4 separate regions of the Homo sapiens genome follow, and all the other regions are linked to region 2. The links are chromatin contacts, found by Hi-C or POLR2A ChIA-PET in ENCODE. All regions are on one chromosome and are shown on one strand. Each heading gives the region's core, a stretch centred on a gene start or an enhancer-like site at or near the end of the contact. The rest is flanking DNA. Distances are from core to core; before and after follow the strand shown. Region 1 holds the start of MRPS21 (mitochondrial ribosomal protein S21). Region 2 holds the start of ARNT (aryl hydrocarbon receptor nuclear translocator). Region 3 holds the start of CA14 (carbonic anhydrase 14). Region 4 holds the start of PRPF3 (pre-mRNA processing factor 3).

Region 1 (2,700 bases), core at 82-2,581, 580 kb after region 2:
AAACCCCATCTCTACTATAAATACAAAAATTAACCGGGCGTGGTGGCGGGAGCCTGTAGTACTGGCTGCTCAGGAGGCTGAGGCAGGAGAATGGCGTGAACCCAGGAAGCGGAGCTTGCAGTGAGCCGAGATCGTGCCGCTGCACTCCAGCCTGGGTGACAGAGCGAGACTCTGCCTCAAAAAAAAAAAAAAAAATTAAAATTAAAATTAAAAGCGGGGAGGTGCGGGGGGTGATTACTTGTTGAATACAATTCATACAGTTAGGTTTGAGGAAGAACTTTTTTTCTTTTTTTTTGAGATAGAGTCTCACTCTTGCCCAGGCTGGAGTGCAAGTGGCTCGATCTTGGCTCACTACAACCTCTGCCTCCCGGGTTCAAGCGATTCTCCTGCCTCAGCTCTCGAGTAGCTGAGATTACAGGCGTTTGCCACCACGCCCGGCTAATTTTTGTATTTTTAGTAGAGACACGGTTTCACCATGTTGGCCAGGCTGGTCTGAAACTCCTGACCGCATGTGATCCACCCGCCTCGGCCTCCCAAAGTGCTGGGATTACAGGCGTGAGCCACCGCGCCCGGCCCAGAACTTCATTTTTAAGATAATAAACTGAGGGGCTGAGACGTTTTAAGAGACTGTGAACACCTGGGCTGGCACTGTTTTGAGAACAATCAACGAAAGGGGAAGGGAGAGAATAACCACCGCACTTCCCAGAGAGTCTAGGCATGATTCTGGTCCCTTAACAGTTACCTGTTTAGGGTCCTGTATGCGCTTTCCACGTTCCCTTCCTGTACCATCACAGTCCTGGCGATGAACTTCAGATGTTTTGCCATGACCTTGGATTTAAACCTTCACTCTGTAGAGCCTAAAGGATGATGGAGAAAGGGCGAGGAAAGCAGAAAGAGAAACGCAACATAATACAAACTACACCGCGCGGCTTATTTAGGATTTGGAAATTCAACATGCTCAGGGACGCGCGAGATGGAGCACATGGAAGTCATCCTAGAAAGTAGACGTGAATCGTTGTCTCTTATTCTCACTGCCAGTCCAAATCCTCGCATAGAGAAGAAAAGAGATGGCAGCAGGGCGTTACCACAAAGACGCGTCGCCGGGCATGAGAAGGACACGAGCGACAAGGATGCGCCACAGGGTCCCAACCACCACACATAGTTCCAAAAGGGGTTGAGTTGGGAGTTGGGGAAGGACTCTTTGTTGGTCTTTGGAAAAGGGGGCGAAAGCCCGCAAACCTGCCCTCTCGCCAAGCCAGCCTTCCTTTCCCCAAACCCTGCACAACTCCTCACCTCGCGCGCTCAGTACCTAGCCCACCGGAAGGGTTCTCACTACCGGAAGCGGAAATTACGGAATCGCCAGCGCCGCGCAAAGAAACAGGCCGAGGGAGACAACGTGCGTGGAAACCATAGCAACGTCCTTTCTGGCCTCTGTTGACTGCCTCTCTTCCCCGGGCCTGGACTCTACACCTGACAAAGCAAAATACTCATTGACTTAAATTCCCCCGAAACACGTTTCTCGCCCTCTCATGGAGTCGAAGTCCTTCGGCCTCTGAGAAGGTCAGCCCAATTTCATACCCCTTAATCCTGTGAAATCCTTGATAAATATTTGAGCCATTTCTCTTTCTCGATGGAAAACAAGAGAAGTAGGCGCTTCCTGAGGATGCTTCCTGTTTTCTCTTTGGAAAGGACAGACTCTTTGAGATCTGCTCTCCGGACGAAAAATAGATTGATTCATACACGTCATCTGCCTAAGTGCTAAGGAAAAGAAATAAACATACTGTGAGTTTCCTATATCATCTTCCCACTAATTTAACTACATAAAGTGAAATCAATAAAGATATATGGGAAACACCTGCAGGGTTTAGAATAAAAAATTATGTCAGCTTCTATGCCTTTTCGTGCTAATGAGACCTACTGAAAAACCTCCTTTTAAATTTCTTCTTCGCTGTGGAGACACCCGTCCTCCTATTTGTATGCTACCTGTACATATCCATTTATGGTTATTCACGTAAGTTAACATCTAATGGCTGTAGGAAAACGTACCTCCCTTAGAGAGAGAGTGCGCGCGCACGCTCACGCACACACACACACACACAGACACAGACACAGACGTGTGCATCATCAGTTGATGCTAATAACTTACACTAACACTTAAGCCCACCTCAGAGTAAGCCAGGTCCAAAGTAACGAAATAGAACTAGATTGGGACATTATTATGCTTGTCAACAAACTTTCACTGAATGACTACTCTGTGTCAGATACTGTTGATACCACTCTAGTGCCTCCTGGACCACTAGGACCACATAAAAGATACTAAAACAAAGTAGTATATAATAAATGCAAAATAAATTATATGGGCTGGACGCGGTGGCTCACACCTGTAATCCCAGCACTTTGGGAGGCCAAGGCAGGCGGATCACTTGAGCCCAGAAGTTCGAGACCAGCCTGGGCAACAAAGCAAAACTCCGTCTTTACAAAAAATATAGAAATTAGCCGGGTGTAGTGGCATGGCCTGTTGTCCTAGCTACTTGGGAGGCTGAGGGGGAGGATCACCTGAGCCTGGAAGGTCAAGGCTGCAGCGAGCTTTGATCACACCACTGCACCCTGGCCTGGGCAATAGAGTGAGACCCTGTCTCAAAAAATTAAAAATGAATAAATAAATAAATAGGGCCAGGCGCGGTGGCGCACGCCTGTAAT
Region 2 (2,763 bases), core at 1-2,500:
GTTCGAGACCAGCCTGGCCAACGTCGTGAAACTCCATCTCTACTAAAAATACAAAAAACATTAGCCAGGCGTGTGGCGTGCGCCTGTAATCCCAGCTACTCAGGAGACTGAGGCAGGGGAATTGCTTGAACCGGGGAGGTGGAGGTTGCAGTGAGCCGAGATTGCGCCACTGCACTCCAGCCTGGGCGACAGAGAGAGACTCTGTCTCAAAAACAGACAAACAAAACTCCTCACTCTGTCCCTGTCACTGACCAAAGAAGTTACCCATTCTCAAATTACTTTCTTCATCTATTGCCTCCAATTTTGGCTGGCAATATCTCCCATACCAAACCGTTAACACCTGGATCCTTTTAGACTACCGGTTCCATAGCAGGCATTCAAAAGTTAGTCATTTAACTTTTTCACCAGGGACAAAAGTCCTTAAAAGAGGAAAAAAACTGGAAAGGATTACAAATCACCATGTGATGTTTAGGTGCTCTTTAGCACCTAAAGAGGATTTACAAGATACATTGTCTGCACGGCAACCACTCAGACGAATCCACCACCAAGCGAAGGTTTTTAGTAAAATATCCTTTTTTTTTTTTTTGAGACGGAGTTTCGCTCTTGTTGCCCAGACTGGCGTGCAGTGGCGCTATCTCGGCTCACTGCAACCTCTGCCTCCCAGGTTCAAGCGATTCTCCTGCCTCAGCCTCCCAAGAAGCTGGGATTACAGGCATGCGCCACCACGCCCGGCTAATTTTGTATTTTTAGTAGAGACGGGGTTTCGCCATGTTGGCCAGGCTGGTTTCGAACCCCTGGCCACAGGTGATCCGGCCGCCTCGGCCTCCCAAAGTGCTGGGATTACAGACGCGAGCCACCGCGCCCAGCCTAAAATACCCATTTTAATTGCATTTCAATGACGTTACTCGGTCATTGACCTCTTACGCAAGGAGGGCGAGATTAGGGAGACAGCTGGACTTCTTCCTCGCCCTCCCTTCACTGGACTGGCTGGCGCAGTGAGTAGCCCTGCCCTTGGACGATTTGGCATTTTCATTGGTCAATTTTTCTTAGGAGGCTGGCCGTGTGTTGACTCCGCCTACTATATAGGCGGGGTCTCCCCGCCGCAGGGGCTGGGATGCTGGGGGCTGCTGAAGCCGCCATCTTGGATTCCGCGGTAGCGGAGGCGGCGGTCAGGCGCCGCTTCTGGGGAGTGGCCTTTCTTTTCCCCTCCCTCCCGGTTCGGTGGCGGCGGCTCCTCCCACTGGGGGGGGGGGTGGCGCGGCGGCGGTGGCATCTGCGGCCATGGCGGCGACTACTGCCAACCCCGGTGAGGAGACGGAGGACTGGGGCGCCTCTAAAGGGGAGGGGCCGAAGGGGCTGACAACTAAGGAGACCCAGGGCTGAGGGGACGCAGCTGGAGCTGAAGGCGCCGGGGCGGGGCGGGGGCCGCGAGAGACGGTGGGGGAGCGGTGACCTGGGGAGGGGCCCGATCCCGGGGACTTGGGTAGACTCGAGTATACCCAAGGGAGCGAGGGGGCAGGTGGGAGTTGAGGGGGGCTCCCTGTCCTGACCTCCGTTGGAGCGGCAGCCAGTGCGGGGCTGGCCCGCCCTCACTCCTCGGTCGGCGTCTGGTCTGTGATGTGGTCCTCTTTTAACCCTCTGCCCGCTGGAGCCGCTTGATGCCGAAAACTGTAGGCAGAGTGTCTCGGTTTACTTTAAGAGTAGTTTGGATTCATAAACCCTGGACCACACTGCTCTTTAGTTGAGGCGTTGCTTCCAAACATTTAAAGGTTTAGATTTTAATTTAAAAAATAAAAAATGGACATTCTTTGATATATACGACGTTTCTTTAGGCTGTTACCTCCCACCCGCAACCCCCGTCCCCGTCTCCGTCCCCGGACTATACTTTGAAACTTAGATCTTGTGTTAAGAGGGCCTGTAGGTCTTTGCCTGCTGAGGGCAGGGGTTTGTGTAATGGTTATGGTTCCGGACAGGTCTTTAGTTCCACAGCCCCAGGTTTAAATCTTGTTAGGCCTACGTCGAGGCAATTTCCAAACTCTTTCAGAAAAGTTTGATTCCACACCATTTCTCAATTTCAAAAAATAATCAAATATCAAAAAGGTTTGGTCTGTTTTGTCTAAGAGATGGAGTAGGGTGTAGTGCAGTTCTAGAGAGATCAGATCTTCAAATTACTAGTCCCAGCCCTCTTTCCTCTATGTTACAGTTATTCCTCTTTAGAAGGCATTTCATTTTAGGGGTCTAGTTTATCTTGGAGACCTTGGTTATTCTTGCCAAATAAAGTCTATCCTTTTCCAAAAACCAATATATTTGATAGCCTTAAAAAGGGCCTTGAGATATGTGTGTGTGTTGCGTGGGGCGGAGAATTTCTTGAAAATAAAACAGTAGGAGTGATTACCCCCATCCCCACGTTGAAATTTAAATTAGATTTTTTTTCATGTTACTGAAAGGCAGTATGATTTTGCAATATCCAGATTTTGATAGGACAGTTGAATCACTGAAATTTCTTTTCTACCGTGTTTCTGGGAATAGCTATTTTAAGAAATGGTTAATTTGTCACGTCATTTTTTTTTAATCTTTTAAATTTTTTTTGAAGGAAAGGGAGGTAAAATTAATCGCAAAAATTACATTGCAGGAAGTGCTGAGTGATAGAATAAAACTATAAAACAGGAAAAATGCCGTTATGTCAAACCTGACCTTGTAGTAATATAACCTATCTGTGAACTATGGAATAAATAAACAAGATTTTTAACTGATCACACATTG
Region 3 (2,700 bases), core at 39-2,538, 620 kb after region 2:
GTCAGAGCCTCAACACACTTATTCTGTCTCTTCCTCCTCTTTCCCTCTTTTTTTCTTTCTCCTCAGATGAGATTTGTGACTCTCCATTTGGCTGCCTGCCTGCCCCCATCCTCTCTGCATTTGCCTTCTGCTCTCTGGACACCCACCTCACCCTGCTCTTTCCACAAACCTCAGTTACACACCTAGTATGTGCTGGACACTGTGCTAGGCACAGGAAACACAAAAATGAGGTCTAGGAGTTCCTGGGGACACTCCTGGAGCGCTTCAGCCTGTTCTCCCAAGAATCCCTCCTCATCTCCTGGGAGCTCCTGAAAGTCCTTTGTAAACTGTAAAATGTCAAACAAATGTTGACTCTTACTGCCACTTTCAGAGGATAACTGGGGAGTTAGTCGCTCCACAGAATGAAGAGGGAATCTTGGCCAAAAGGGGATGAATTGGAGATCAGGGTCTGAGTTGGGCAGGAAGTATTCTTCCCCCTACCCCCATCTATCCATCTTTTTACTCCAGGCCTCTTTGACTCCCTATTTGGAGGAGTTTGTAAATAAAGAAGTCCAGGAGTCCTGCCTGGGACCAGGGCAGTGGGGGAAAGAGCTCTGGAGAAAATCTGTAGCCTGCAAAGAGATTCCAGCACTTGCATGTGTACACACTCTGCCTGCCTGCCGCTAGTTCTCCCCGACCTCCAATAACAACAAGGCTGGAGAGACAAAAGGTAAAGAAGGGAAGTGGTCTCCTCCACACCCCACTCTTTTTTCCTCATCTCTGAGCCTATTATTCCAGCCTCTAGGCTTCCTTTCACACCTCTCCTCCCCCCATTAAGCACACCTGGCGACATGTGAACATCAGCACAAATCCACACACAGACATTTAGTTGTACCTACCCCCATCTGCAGCCAGGATCCAAATCACCTCCAGCAGGAGGGCGGAGAACAACATAGTGTCCCAGGAAGGGGTGCAGGGGACTGGGAATTTGAGGACTAGAGGACTAGGACAGGCAGAGAGAGAGGGAGGGAGGAGTGAGAGAGAGAGAGAGAGAGCGAGCGAGCTCCTGGCGTGAGTGTATTTATCTCTGCTTCTCTTGCTGTCTCTGTCTCTGTGGGCTTCCAGGGGATTCGGTGTTCAGTAGGGTATCATGGGTTTCTGGATCCCCAGGACAAATCTCTTGCTGCCTCTTTGCCCTCTCTCTTTATCTCCCTCTGCAGTCTCCACTCCACTAGCTGGCCAGCGACTTTACAACTGCCTCCTGCTTTTAAGGTGGCTCTGAACTGGTGTATGTGGGGACGGGGGTGCTGCCTGGGCTGCTGGTGAACAGCTCCTTAAATAGCCAATTAGGCATGCAGGATGGCCCCACTCGGAGCTGGAGCGCGGCAAGTTTCACTGGAGCCCTGGCCCTGGCTCAGGAGCCCAGCTGGGGTGAGCTCTTCCTTCCTCTGCTAGTCACACAGATGCTGTTTAGATGGGTGTTCCCTGGAGCAGGCAGGGTCAAGGAAGGGGCTTTGGGGTTCAACTCAGCCCCCTCAAAAGGACACTGTATTTTCATCCCCCCGCCTGATTTCTCCTCTGAGGAGCAGCTCCCTGGGTGGTATGCGGCAGATGGTGGGGGTACCTGTTCCCAATTCCCTGCATAATCTGAGCTGCCCTGGAATGGGAAGAGTCCAGAATTAGGAGATATATAACAAGAAGGAATTAGGGACTCAGGGTGCAGGGGAGGGGTGGAGGAAGTCAATAACTAAAACCTGAGTTGTGTCCTAAGTTCTAAGGAAGAGAAGTGAGGCAAGGAGAACTCATCTGGAGCAATCTCTTCTGTGCCTGCCACCACCCCCTTCCCACGGTGAGGCCTGGGTCCACGTGCCTGTGTGGCCTGGGGTGGGGGGAGTGCGGGGAGGGAGCGTTGTTTGCTGGATAAAGCCCATTTGTATGCCCAGTGGGGGAGGGGTGTAGCAGCACCATGGAGAGACAGCGGCTGTAACTGCCAGACCCAGCCACCTCCCTCTCCAGGGAGCCCAGATCTAGGGCGGCTTTTGTCACTGAAGAGGACACTGACCTCCGGCAGAGAGGCCAGGGCAGGAGGAAAGGAGAGACTTTAGGAACAATCACTACCACCATCAGAAAAAGGTGGTTTCCAGAGAAAGAGAGGGGAGGGTCTGGAGAGACCATGTGATCCAGATGGAAGAGGGGCTCAGGGTCTTCCTTCCAGCCCAACAAAGGGCTGAGGCAGGACATGTGGCACTGAATGAAACCTGCCACCAAGGAGCTGCGTCCGTGGAGCATGGAGGCTGCACGTCTCAGGAATGTGAACTGATGTTTGCTCCCCACGGGACTGGAAATCCCGATTGGAATGTACATCCTAAATCCCTCGTTAGAGAATGTGAAACCCACAGATACTTTCAAGCCAGACATTGAAACCTCTTTCTCCTCCATGCTCTTCACCAGAGGCACCAGCCAGGAGGATGCACCCATCTGAAGCTCCCTCTGCCCTCCTTGCTCCTGCCGAGTAGCAATAAATAGCCAAACAAAGGGAGCAGAAGCTAAATAAGGGAGCAGGATAAAAGCCAAATGAACAGAATAATGCATGTGCTGGATCATCAGCTCCTGCAGAGACAGGAGCTCACTGTGCCTTTCTATCCCCTGTGATTGATCTGCAAAGCCAAGCCATTTTGCTGATGTCATTTCCCTTTTTCTTCTCCTATCACCCTCTGAGTT
Region 4 (2,700 bases), core at 46-2,545, 560 kb after region 2:
AGCTATTCCCAGCAGTGCCACTTATCAAAGATCTGGGAATCATCTTTCAAGATGTTTTAAGACATCTTTTCTCCAAAAAATCCAGTCTGATTAACTTCTACATTCTTGGTAAGTTTAGCCTCTATACTAGAGTCTATAAGACTTGATGCCAAATAGACTCACTTTTGGTATATCCAAAGGAAGCTAGTAGATTGAAGTGATGAAACTAAGACTGAAAGATTTTCTGCCTCAGTGACAAGTTACGTGAGTAATTCTATGGTGGTTCTATTACCCCACAATGAGTAGACATACAGCGTACCAATTTCTACATATTACACATGTATTGCACAAAAGCGGCATATCCAGATGCCATAGAAAGTGAAAACAAGAGTTCACACAGAAACAGTTGGGACACTGAGCCCCACCATTTACAAGCCCTTGGGCAAGTTAAGTAATTCTTTGGAGCCACAGTTTACCATCTTACAAAATGAGTACTGCCATATTTACATCCTAATTCATTCAATAAATATTTATTGAGTAACTACTAAGTGTCAAGCAATGTACTAGGTGCGGTGGATACATAAAACAGTGAGCAAAACTAACAAGAGTCCTCACCTTAACGGGTCTTATATTCCACTAGAATTGAATGATAGGCTAGAAAGTATAAGCAATTTGAAAGCCCAAAGCAATAAATGAGGTGCCACTGTTACCTCCATAAGATGACGTGCAAACTAAACAGCCAATGGATAAAAAAGTTTCAAACGGTAATTAGCCTTGTCACTAATCAAATGCTCAACAATAACTGCGAGGTGCGGGGGTAGTGGGGGTGCGGAAGGAAAGCGAGGTACAATGATCTCTCCTCTCAATGAGCAGGCAGCAGAATCCAAATCCAGTCTTCAGAAGGAATTCCTTACTCCGTGCTCTTGTTTGCTACAACCTGAGTTTCCCTCTGCAGCCCCCCACTCCCCCGCTAATCTTCATTTTTACTCTCTCCGTCACTCCAACCAGTCTCTTACTCTACCTTGTTCTACCTAAACTCCTCACCCCAGAGCTGGTCTCCCAACCCGGTCTCCTTCCCGCCCCCGCCCTTTTCCTCTCAACAATCTCATTCCAACCTCTTCTCCCACCAAACCAGGTACTCCTTTCACACTCCTTCCCGCTGAACCCTCCCGCTTCGGTCCTCCCCTTGGACTGAGTCCCCGGCCACAGTGGCGCGGACTGGAATTACCCTCTGTGGGCCCGGGGCCACTACTCACCTCACAAACTTCAGCCCCTGAGACGGAGCCCGAACGTTACACCGGAACCGGAAACCTTCTGACCGCCCTACGGCGTGCCGTCGCTACCGCCACCGCCGCCGCCACGCCGCTGTCTCCCAACACGTGACCAAGGAGGGCCGGGCCGCCAATTCGCGCAGCCGTATTTGCCACTTTCTTGGAGGCTGAACGCATGCGTCGCAGAACCGAAAAGTTTCCCTGAGCAATTTCCTTGCTTTCTATTTCCCAGGCTAAACCTATTAGCTAGATTTCTGCCAAGGTTTTTTTTTTAGCTTTTTTTTTGAGACGGAGTCTCGCTCTGTCGCCCAGGTTGGAGTGCAGTGACGCGATCTCGGCTCACTGCGAGCTCCGCCTCCCGGGTTCACGCCATTCTCCTGCCTCAGCCTCCCGAGTAGCTGGGACTACAGGCGCCCGCCACCACGCCCGGCTGATTTTTTGTATTTTTAGTAGAGCCGGGGTTTCACCGTGTTAGCCAGGATGGTCTCGATCTCCTGGCCTCGTGATCCGCCCGCCTCAGCCTTCCAAAGTGCTGGGATTACAGGCGTGAGCCACCGCGCCCGGCCGATTTCTGCCAAGTTAATGTCTTTAACTTCCTGAAGCGGAAATTGGGCTACTTGCTGTTTTCCTCATATGGAGAATAAGTGCGCAAAAGTAAACTTAGGCTAGAATGAAGAGCGAGGCTTCTGCGTTTGTGTTCAAACACAGCCTTTCTGGTAGAAAGTAAACCCTTTCTCCCTAATTTAACAGTGGTGTCAGGCCGGGCGCCGTGGCTCACGCCTGTAATCCCAGCACTTTGGGCTCAATAAATGACAAGTGAGACCTACCAGTATTGTTTTCTCCATTCTATCAATAGGTCTATATATTAACTTCTCTCCAAAATGAGGCTCTAACCTACTGACCCTTTATTTTTTATTTTTATTTTTTATTTTTTGAGACGGAGTCTCGCTCTGTCGTCAGGCTGGAGTGCATTCGGCTCACTGAAACTTCCGCCTCCCGAGTAGATGGGACTACAGGCGCGCGACCACCACGTCCAGCTAACTTTTGTATTTTTAGTAGAGACGGGGTTTCACCATGTTGGCCAGGATGGTCTCCATCTCTTGACCGCGTGATCCGCCCACCTCGGCCTCCCAAAGTGCTGGGATTACAGGGTTGAACCACCGCGCCCGGCCCCTACTGACTCTTTAAATCGATGATTCATAACAACATGTGTGTGGACAAAGATAGTTTGGAAAAAGATTGTCCAGTATTATGACACAATTTCTTATATGAGAAATGGAAAAAATTCCATTATTTTTATATTATAAACTATCCAAACTAAAGTTCCAAAATGTCTTCTTGGTGGTAGGCTGACTAGAAGATGCAGTTGTTCTTCAGGGAGGTTATTCACATTCCCCAGATAGTAGGAGATTTTTGTATCTAAAGATAACAATGTACATACCAAGCCCCA

What was found. Hi-C counts contacts between places; a loop is a spot of excess contacts on that map. ChIA-PET counts read pairs that join two places held with the same protein, here RNA polymerase II (POLR2A). Pooled maps may share reads with other maps.
Region 1: a pooled map shows a loop between it and region 2 (4-fold over the local background). The contact joins the promoter of MRPS21 here to the promoter of ARNT in region 2. A Hi-C loop is called at or near these places in 1 of 168 maps with a recorded cell type or tissue (CD4-positive, alpha-beta T cell) and 8 of 50 pooled maps. POLR2A ChIA-PET finds 5 or more read pairs at or near these places in 1 of 52 experiments (activated T-cell).
Region 3: a pooled map shows a loop between it and region 2 (2.9-fold over the local background). The contact joins the promoter of CA14 here to the promoter of ARNT in region 2. A Hi-C loop is called at or near these places in 8 of 50 pooled maps. POLR2A ChIA-PET finds 5 or more read pairs at or near these places in 2 of 52 experiments (AG04450 and HEK293).
Region 4: a pooled map shows a loop between it and region 2 (7-fold over the local background). The contact joins the promoter of PRPF3 here to the promoter of ARNT in region 2. A Hi-C loop is called at or near these places in 1 of 37 single-sample maps with no recorded cell type and 8 of 50 pooled maps. POLR2A ChIA-PET finds 5 or more read pairs at or near these places in 1 of 52 experiments (A549).

The regions. Positions count from the first base shown.
Region 1 is chr1:150,292,492-150,295,191 of GRCh38, reverse strand. It overlaps MRPS21 (mitochondrial ribosomal protein S21), which reads right to left and starts at 1,331. Exons shown (of 3, transcript NM_031901.6): 1 at 1,294-1,331; 2 at 743-857. The coding sequence starts at 825. It overlaps LOC105371434 (a long non-coding RNA gene), which reads left to right and starts at 1,372. Exons shown (of 2, transcript XR_922129.4): 1 at 1,372-1,560; 2 at 1,695-1,892. RefSeq lists an enhancer at 984-1,043.
Region 2 is chr1:150,875,086-150,877,848 of GRCh38, reverse strand. It overlaps ARNT (aryl hydrocarbon receptor nuclear translocator), which reads left to right and starts at 1,250. Exons shown (of 22, transcript NM_001668.4): 1 at 1,250-1,306. The coding sequence starts at 1,282. RefSeq lists silencers at 918-1,191, 1,195-1,624 and an enhancer at 2,685-2,763.
Region 3 is chr1:150,256,362-150,259,061 of GRCh38, reverse strand. It overlaps CA14 (carbonic anhydrase 14), which reads right to left and starts at 1,288. Exons shown (of 11, transcript NM_012113.3): 1 at 879-1,288. The coding sequence starts at 933. RefSeq lists an enhancer at 2,404-2,700.
Region 4 is chr1:150,320,128-150,322,827 of GRCh38, reverse strand. It overlaps PRPF3 (pre-mRNA processing factor 3), which reads right to left and starts at 1,295. Exons shown (of 16, transcript NM_004698.4): 1 at 1,236-1,295. RefSeq lists enhancers at 1,197-1,246, 1,437-1,486, 1,616-2,181.